3 separate regions of the Homo sapiens genome follow, and regions 1 and 2 are each linked to region 3. The links are chromatin contacts, found by Hi-C or POLR2A ChIA-PET in ENCODE. All regions are on one chromosome and are shown on one strand. Each heading gives the region's core, a stretch centred on a gene start or an enhancer-like site at or near the end of the contact. The rest is flanking DNA. Distances are from core to core; before and after follow the strand shown. Region 1 holds the start of AP2A1 (adaptor related protein complex 2 subunit alpha 1). Region 2 holds the start of RPL13A (ribosomal protein L13a). Region 3 holds the start of FIZ1 (FLT3 interacting zinc finger 1).

Region 1 (2,700 bases), core at 46-2,545, 5.8 Mb before region 3:
TTCCAGGAATTCTTGGCTTCTGAGATTAGAAAAGGCTGATGGGGTGGAGTTTTGTTCCTACAGGTGACAGAAATGGACTCTTCCAGTTCCCTTTGTCCCAAATTTCTCAATCTCCTGGGGCGTTGGGAGTTCTGGCCGTTTTGCCTTCCCCAAAGCCAGTTTACCAAAGAGTCTCTGGGGAGCTGGGGGTTGGGGATGGAGGCTGGGGCTGGGCCAAAGCAGATTCACCTATTTCTTCTTTTAACAAATGTTGTTGAAACTGTTCAAGGCCAGGTCCCATTCTTGCCCAGAAGGAGTTCCCAGTCTGGAGGAGACAATCAATTTTGGTTTGATATCTGCTACAATGGAGGCTGCCCGAGAGACACTGCGGTTGGACAAAAAAAAAAAGGCAACATATATTGAAAAGTAAGCCAAGATACGGTTTACGTTTATTTCTGCTTTTTCACTTCCAAGCTGTGTGGCCCTGGGCAAGTCATTCGCCCTCTCGACCTAAGTTTTAACTTCTGCTTAATGGGACTAGCCTTGAATTACTGTTTTTCACTCTGAGATTCTAGGTCTCCTGACAACTCAAGTCCCGACACGTTGGCTGCAGAGAAGGGGGGAGGGGAGGAAGGCTTCCTAGAAGAGGATTTCAGCAGTCGGGGGTGACAGTGGAGGGAGAAAGGGAACACGGAGACGCTTGCGCAGTAAACACCGCACGCTCTCTTGCCTCGCCCAACCCCTTCTCTGCAGCAGGGAATTGCAGGCGTCGCTCCACCTATCCCAGCCGAGCGGAGTGACACCCTCCCCTCTTTCCTTCTCTACTGATCTTCGCCTTCCGCCCGCCCCACAGCCGCCCAATGGAGGGCTGAAGTAGGACAGATCTCGCCAATCCGCGACGCCTGCGGGGCAGGTCTACCCGTTCATTGGTCCCAGTCAACCTAAGTCCCGCCTCCTAGGACCGTTCCCCGCCTTCCTTCACGTCCCTCCCTTCCTCCTTGGAGAGCCGCTAGATCCAATCAGTGTTTGACCTGGCCGCGCGGAGGGGGCGGGCCCATGATACGCAATCGAACCCCGCCCGTCTCTCGGGCAACGCCTCCTCCCCCCCCTCCCCAGCTCCCAAACGGAAATAGCGGAACACTGGGCCAATCGTAGCGTCGTGCCTTTGCTTGGCGGCCAATGAGAGAGGAAGTGGGGGAGAAACCCGCCTGTGAGCGGCAGGAGCTCAAGCCAGTGGGCGGCTCAGAGCTCCGGACCGCGGGCGGAGGGGAGGGGCAGGGGGCGGTGCCACGGCCTGCCAGCCCGCCCGCCCGCCCGCCAGCCAGCCCTCCCCGCGGCCGGCTCGGCTCCTTGGCGCTGCCTGGGGTCCTTTCCGCCCGGTCCCCGCTTGCCAGCCCCCGCTGCTCTGTGCCCTGTCCGGCCAGGCCTGGAGCCGACACCACCGCCATCATGCCGGCCGTGTCCAAGGGCGATGGGATGCGGGGGCTCGCGGTGTTCATCTCCGACATCCGGAACTGTGAGCGCGCGGCCGGGGGACACTGGAGACGCGGGGGAGGGGGGAGCGTGAAATTGAGGGGTTTGGGGATCACAGAGGGACCCGGGGGATCAAAAGCCTCTGCGGCCGTATAGGGACAGCATAGATGGGCCCCAGGAAGAACTTTAGAGTGGGGGGCACGTAGGGGCTTGGGGTGTCATAGAGTGCCTCTTGAGGTGACGACACGGAGTAGCTAGAGGGGTCCGGGAGGGCTTGAAAGGGGAGGAAGCCAGTGAGGTCCCGGGGATGGGAGCATAGAGGTGTCCCCTGGGAAAGACTGAAAAGCTGGGGGATCTTACAAACGATGGGGTTAGAGGGATTCCCAATGTAGAGAAGAAGTGAAAGAAGTGTATGGCGGGGGTGCCCTGTGGAGCGATGGAATGGGAAGAGGCCAGAGGGGACCTGGAGGAAGTGGAATGCCGGAAGCCTAATGAAGCAGGGCTTGAGGACCTGGGATAGGGGGTGTCATACAGGGGAAAGGGGTTAGATAGGTCACCGAGGCTCCTGGCCAGTGGTATAGAGGAGGCCTGAGAGTGGTTGAAAGTCCATGAGTTTGGGGCAGGGAGATGATGGGACGGGGAGACTATAAGGACACCCTGGTGAAGGATAGAGGGGCTTCAGGGTGGGAGATTGCCTAGAAGACATGGAAGGCAGTGTGGAGGGGGCTAGAGGGGCAGCTGAGGGGAAAGGAGGGACCCAAGGAACACAGAGGAAAAGAGCTGTCGGTGTAAGGTCTTGGGAGAACCTGTGACAGGGAACGGGGGGCCAGGAAAGAAGAGGACATTAGAGTAGGGGATTGGGGAAAGGGTAGAAGAAGGAGCGCCCAGACCTCAAGGAAGGCGTTGGGTTCTGAAGTGCTTGAGGGGTAGATATCTGGAAAGCTGGGAATAGGGGAAGTCTAATCCCAGAGAGAGGTCAGGGGTCAGGCAGCAGGACAGGCAGGGATCTGAGCCCTTTTCTATTTGACCACAGTAATATGGGGACGGTGGTCCCTGCCAGGAAGAGTTGTCGTGACGATGGGAATCCTGGCGGCAAGTCAGCTCTCAACTCCTGGGAATGGCTGTGGGTGATTGGAGCTGCCAGGAGTCTTCAGAGGCTGCATCCGCATGGGCTCTGGGGTCAGCCAGACTTGGGTTTGCGTTTGAGCACTGCCACTCCCTGGCTGTGTGACCTTGAATGAGGGACTT
Region 2 (2,700 bases), core at 45-2,544, 6.1 Mb before region 3:
GTTTCATTCAATACGTGTTTTCTGAGGTCCCCTGGAGCCCCGGGCCGGCGCTGGGCAATGTCAGAGCCTGGATTTGAGTCAGAACCAGCCCAGGTGCCCCAGGTCTCCTTGGCTATGGACGAGAAGACAAGGGATTCAGCGAGCCTGGGTGCAGGATGCCATAGGCTACTATGGAGATAAAACAGAGGCAGTGTGAGGGGCAACTCACCCAGGCAGGGAGAGCAGAGAGGCTTTCCAGAGCCAAATGGCATTGCGATGGTGACAAGCCAGATTTGGAGGGGGTGGGGAGGGCATCCTGGGCAAGGGACCCAGCTGAAGCAAAGGCCGACAGTCCAGAAAGTGAGAAGTTCCTCTGAGGAACGCTCAGTGGATTGGTGCAGCCAGGCAACTAGAAGCCATTCCTTGATCCACTCTTAGAGCCCCTGGGGAAGACCACCTCCATCTGTTTTACAGATGGATAAACTGAGGCCCAGATAAGGCCAAGGGTTTCTCCAGGTCACAGTGAAGTCGACCAGACACAGGAATCCAAATCTCTAAGCCTAGAATGGGCAAGGCTCCGGGGCTCACGCCGGTAATCCCAGCACTTTGGGAGGCCGAAACGGGAGGATCGCTTGAGCCCAGGAGTTCGAGATCAGCCTGGCCAACATGTCAGACTCCCCCCGTTCCCGGGCCACAACAAAATATATATATATATATATATTAGCCAGGCATGGTGGCGCGCCCCTGTAGTCCAAGTTACTCGAGAGGCTGAGGCAGGAGGATCCCTTGAGCCCAGGAAGTGGAGGCTGCGGTGAGCCATGATCGCCCCACAGCACTCTGGTGTGGACAACACAGCGAGACCCTGTCTCACAAAATAAAGTAAGCCCGGACTGAGTGCGGAAAGGCGGGCCTGGCGGGTCTGGTCTCCCCATGCGGGCCACCAGAGGCCCTGCAGCCTTCAGTCGCTTGAAGGGGTAATGGCGCTTCCACTCACAAACATGGCGGACAGAGCGTGTGAACGAGATGAACAGCCCCTCAAAAATATGGCCGCCGAGGCTGGACGGCCGTGCCCCAGCAGCACCGCCTCCGCGCCCCACGTGATCTCTCGCCGGGCACAGCGCTGACCGCGGAGGTCCAACCGGAAGAATGTCCGGATTGGACATTCGGAAGAGGGCCCGCCTTCCCTGGGGAATCTCTGCGCACGCGCAGAACGCTTCGACCAATGAAAACACAGGAAGCCGTCCGCGCAACCGCGTTGCGTCACTTCTGCCGCCCCTGTTTCAAGGGATAAGAAACCCTGCGACAAAACCTCCTCCTTTTCCAAGCGGCTGCCGAAGATGGCGGAGGTGCAGGTATGGGCTCCGCGCGGGCCGGGGCGGCAAGGGGCCGGGTGGGATCCAGGCCGGAATGGGGTCGCACCCTCTCTGTCTTGCATGTTTTGCGGAGCTTAACATCCATAATGAAGCAAAATGGAAGTCTTTTGGGATAAGGGGAATCTGTAGGAAATGCCGCGGCTCTCTTTAGGCCTAGGGTTGGCTACAATGTGGCATTTCCTTCTCGAGGCGAGGGTGATAGAGCTTCCAGCACAGGACAGGTATTTTGCAACTAGATTTTGCTTACCTTGAACTCGGGTAGTGGGTGGGGGCCCTGGGGTAGAGTCTTGGCCGAATTGGACCCTTGTGTGTCCTCAGCGATGAGGAACACGCGGAAGTGTGGCCGGGCGGTCTCGGGGCAATGAGAAACTGAGTTTTGGCCAAAATGGAAGGTATTTTTATCCCGCTCAGTGCGCGGGCTACTTTGATTTCACGTGGAGGTGTTAATCGGGGTCCCCTGCAGCTCCGGTTCTTTTAATTCTCAATGCCTTTCTGCGGGGGGTCGAGAGCTGTTGGCTGCGGGGCACTCTGGAATGAACTCGTTTTCCGTCGTTTTGGGGATTGGCGATTGTCCTGAGGCGTGTTACTGGAAGTCGAGAGCTGTGATGAATGGTTCCACAAGGATGGGACATCTTTTGGGCCTGACACCTGGGGGCCCTTTCCCTGGCTCCTGGTGTAGCTACTTAAGTATAAAGGAGGGATTGGCCCTGGAAAGGTTTCTTTGTGAGTAGTCTGTTGTTGGGGCGGGTGACATTTCAGAGCCAGGCCGATCTAGGCAAGTTGTGTTCACCAAGCATGTGTCTTTGTGCCTAGCACAGTTCGCAATGTTTTGCGTAGTTCAGTTAACCATATTCCTGAGGCAGTTACTGGTATCCTTGTTTTACAGAGGAGGAAATTAAATTGGAATTGGTGATTTTGGGCCAAGGTCACGACTTCAGGAAGTCTGTCTGGATTTTAGAGTCTTTGTACCAACGCTTACAAAGCATGTGTAACAACCAGTGTGTGCTTCATGCTTTTGCATTAAAACAATGAGGATTTCTACTTTTAGTGTTTTTTCTGAGACGGAGTCTCGCTGTGACACCCAGGCTGGAGTGCAATGGTGCGATCTTGGCTCATTGCAACCTCTGCTTCCCAAGTTCAAGTGATTCTCCTGCCTCAGCTTCCCGAGTACCTGGGACTGCAGGTGCCTGCCACGACGCTTGGCTAATTTTTGTGTTTTTAGTAGAGACAGGGTTTCACCATATTGGCCAGGATGGTCTCGAACTCCTGACCTCAACTGATCTGCCCACCTAGGCCTCTCAAAGTGCTGGGATTACAGGCGTGAGCCCCTGTGCCCGGCCAGGATTTC
Region 3 (2,700 bases), core at 61-2,560:
TTAAGCCTCTCCCACTCTTCCTTAAGTCCCACCTACTCCCTTCAAAGTCCCCCACAATGTTCCCTAAGGATCTTGTATTCTTTGCCAAGCCCTTTTCCTTCCAAAAGGCCCTCCCACTCCCCTCTAAGCTCCTCCCACTCCTCTTCCAGGATGACCACTTAGCGAATGGGAGGGCAAAGATTTGGGGCTAAGCACACTGGAGTCATCCTTGCAGGGAGACCAGAATTACTCCTGTAACATCAGATAATAAAAATTCTTCATCTGTAAAATGGGAATAGTAGTACCTACCTCATGGAGTGGTGGCGAGAATTAAGTAAAATTGTGGCAATAAATGCTACGTGCCCACTTAAGCTGGTGCACAGCAAAGACGCAACAAGTAAGCTGTTTGGATGACTATTATCCCGTAAGTTCCTCCTGGATTCCTCCTTAAGTCCTACCATGATTGCTAAGTTATTTGACTTATCTAAGCCCCTCTCGGGTCCACTAAGACCCACTTCCAAAACTCCACCCAATTTTTCCTTTAAAGAAGCCACATCCTTTCTAAGACTCTCCACTGGACTCCCGTCACCTTCTCAGGCCTTCTCTACGAAGTCTATTCCCATCCCCTGCAAGTCCTTTCCACATTCATTATAAAGACCTGATAGTTGCATTAAACCCCTCCAAATTACACCCTTAAACTCCACCCCCCTCACTAGGCCTACCTACTTCTCTAAGCCACACCCCAGACAAACTCCATCCCTTCTACTCTAAACTCCTCCCTCCTGCTTCCTGGGCTCCCTTTACCCAACCAGCCTCAATGAGTTTCCTTCCACCCCTCAATCCAGGGCCTACCCACCATTCCTTCTGAGCCACGCCCCTTTATCAAACCCCACCTCTTTGCCTAAGACCCTCCCATTTTCTATCCAGACTCTCCCTCCTCCACGCCCCTCCCACTTCCACTCTAAGCTCCGCCCAACTCAGGCTCCTCCCAGCCCTTGCTCCGCCCCAGCAGCCACTAGGCCCCGCCTCCTCCTCCACCCCGCAGCCTGAGGAGCGGGCCCCCCCACTTGCCCAGTCTGCTCCAGGCCCCAGGCCCCGAGAGCCGGCCTTTTGTGCCCCTCCCCCTGCCCCTAAAAGGTGCAGCCCTGGGCGCCCGGTTGGGGGGCAGGTCGGGCAGGCCCCGGGGCCAGGCGAGTCCACCTCGCTCGTACGGAGCGTTGGTCCTGGAGACCCGGGGCGGCCCCGGGAGGCCGGGGAAGTCCGTCGGCTTTCCTCTTTAATTACTTACACCTCCCTCTGGGCGCCGACATTTTGGGCAGCGGGGGCAGCGTCACTTCCACCCGGGGGGCCCCTCGACTTCCGCCTCAGCTCCCTTCCCCCGCCGTACTCCCCCTTTCTCCCGCCCTCTTGGCTCCCCTTCCTCATCCCCGCCCTTCTCCCTCTTTCCCTTTCCTTTCCCAGCCCTGGAGGTTGAAGAAGCCAGGCCCGCGCCATCTTGGGTGAGGGCAGCGGGAAGGGGCGGGGCTTAGGGACACCCACGGCGCCATACAGACTAAGGGCAAGGAGCTGAGAGCGAGGGGGCTTCTCCGTGGCGACACTAGGCGATGCTAACGTAAATGAGAGCAGATACTATTTCTTTTTCACAGCCTCGGACTCCTCCGATTAGGATGTACAGTTGGACTAGGGAAAAAAAAAGAAAGCGAAGTGCGCCAACTGCAATACAGAGCTGGAAAAGACCGGCACCATCTTATCCACTTAGCACTCCATGGGCTTCGAAGCCTGTCCGGTGCCATGTTAATTACGGGCACTGGGCAGCCATTTTCCCGCTCCTCATCATTCGGTATCTGTCTTTGGGTCACCCGACTGTGGGCTTTGTGAGAGGAAAGGCGTTTCGAGGTGGTTGGGGATGTGGTGCTGGGTTATTTCCCACTGGGGACACACCAGGGCCGCCGGTGCGCAGGCGCGGCTTCCGGGCGTGGCCGCGACCGGTCGTTAGGACCCAGCGAGTCCCCTTTGTTTCCCGCGGGCGCGCAGGCGGGCGGGAAGGGCAGGAAGGGAGGGGCCCGGCGCTTCTCCGAGGGGCGGGGCCGGCACCGCGCGCCGCCGCCCCCGCCTCGCCGCCGCCGAGGGGCAGGGCCCCCTCACCCCCTCCCCTTCCCACGCGCCGGCCCCGTTGCCCCCGCGCGCGCGCACACTCGCGAGCCCCGGCGACATGCAAATGAGGTACCCGAGAGGCGGGGGGCGCAGGCGGGAGGGGGGGTGTGGGGGTAGGGGAGGCCGGGCCGCGCGCTCCCGGAGCGCGCCTCCAACACCTGTTCCTGCTCCCGCGCTCGCGCCCCGCGAAGCCGTCCGGGCGCGCGCGCGCAGACCCCCTTCCTGGCAGCCCCCGCCGCCCGCTTACCCGGCGCCGCTCATTGGCCGTCGCCCCCGCAGGGCCCGCCCCGCGCTTGGGCTTCGCAGCTCGGGGGCCGATGGGCGCGTCAGTACCGGGGCGAGGGGACGGGGAGGGTCGGGGGACCAGTCTCCCCCTTTCCACCGTTCCAAAGACCAGACTCCTAGACTAGGCTACCCCGTGGGAGCGAACCGTATGGAAAGGTGGTTGCTCCTCTCTGGACAGCAGTCTATGTGGCTGTTAAAGGGGAGGGGGGGGTGCAGGGGGGCACCTGCAGCACCTGCTTCCAGCTGCACCTGTGCCTCCCCTTCCCCTCCGTTACACCCCAA

Evidence for each region. Hi-C counts contacts between places; a loop is a spot of excess contacts on that map. ChIA-PET counts read pairs that join two places held with the same protein, here RNA polymerase II (POLR2A). Pooled maps may share reads with other maps.
Region 1: a loop to region 3 is called in a pooled map, with 8 times the contacts of the local background. The contact joins the promoter of AP2A1 here to the promoter of FIZ1 in region 3. A Hi-C loop is called at or near these places in 2 of 50 pooled maps. POLR2A ChIA-PET finds 5 or more read pairs at or near these places in 2 of 52 experiments (AG04450 and WTC11).
Region 2: a loop to region 3 is called in a pooled map, with 23 times the contacts of the local background. The contact joins the promoter of RPL13A here to the promoter of FIZ1 in region 3. A Hi-C loop is called at or near these places in 1 of 37 single-sample maps with no recorded cell type and 4 of 50 pooled maps. POLR2A ChIA-PET finds 5 or more read pairs at or near these places in 1 of 52 experiments (activated B cell).

What each region holds. Positions count from the first base shown.
Region 1 is chr19:49,765,706-49,768,405 of GRCh38, forward strand. AP2A1 (adaptor related protein complex 2 subunit alpha 1) reads left to right here and starts at 1,296. Exons shown (of 23, transcript NM_130787.3): 1 at 1,296-1,495. The coding sequence starts at 1,429. RefSeq lists enhancers at 1-938, 992-1,760 and a silencer at 851-1,430.
Region 2 is chr19:49,486,314-49,489,013 of GRCh38, forward strand. It overlaps RPL13A (ribosomal protein L13a), which reads left to right and starts at 1,295. Exons shown (of 8, transcript NM_012423.4): 1 at 1,295-1,331. The coding sequence starts at 1,317. RefSeq lists enhancers at 683-1,182, 1,243-1,362, 1,271-1,875.
Region 3 is chr19:55,598,207-55,600,906 of GRCh38, forward strand. It overlaps FIZ1 (FLT3 interacting zinc finger 1), which reads right to left and starts at 1,311. Exons shown (of 3, transcript NM_032836.3): 1 at 1,268-1,311. ZNF524 (zinc finger protein 524) reads left to right here and starts at 2,082. Exons shown (of 2, transcript NM_153219.4): 1 at 2,082-2,202. RefSeq lists enhancers at 682-1,556, 1,557-2,430 and silencers at 908-1,327, 2,038-2,587.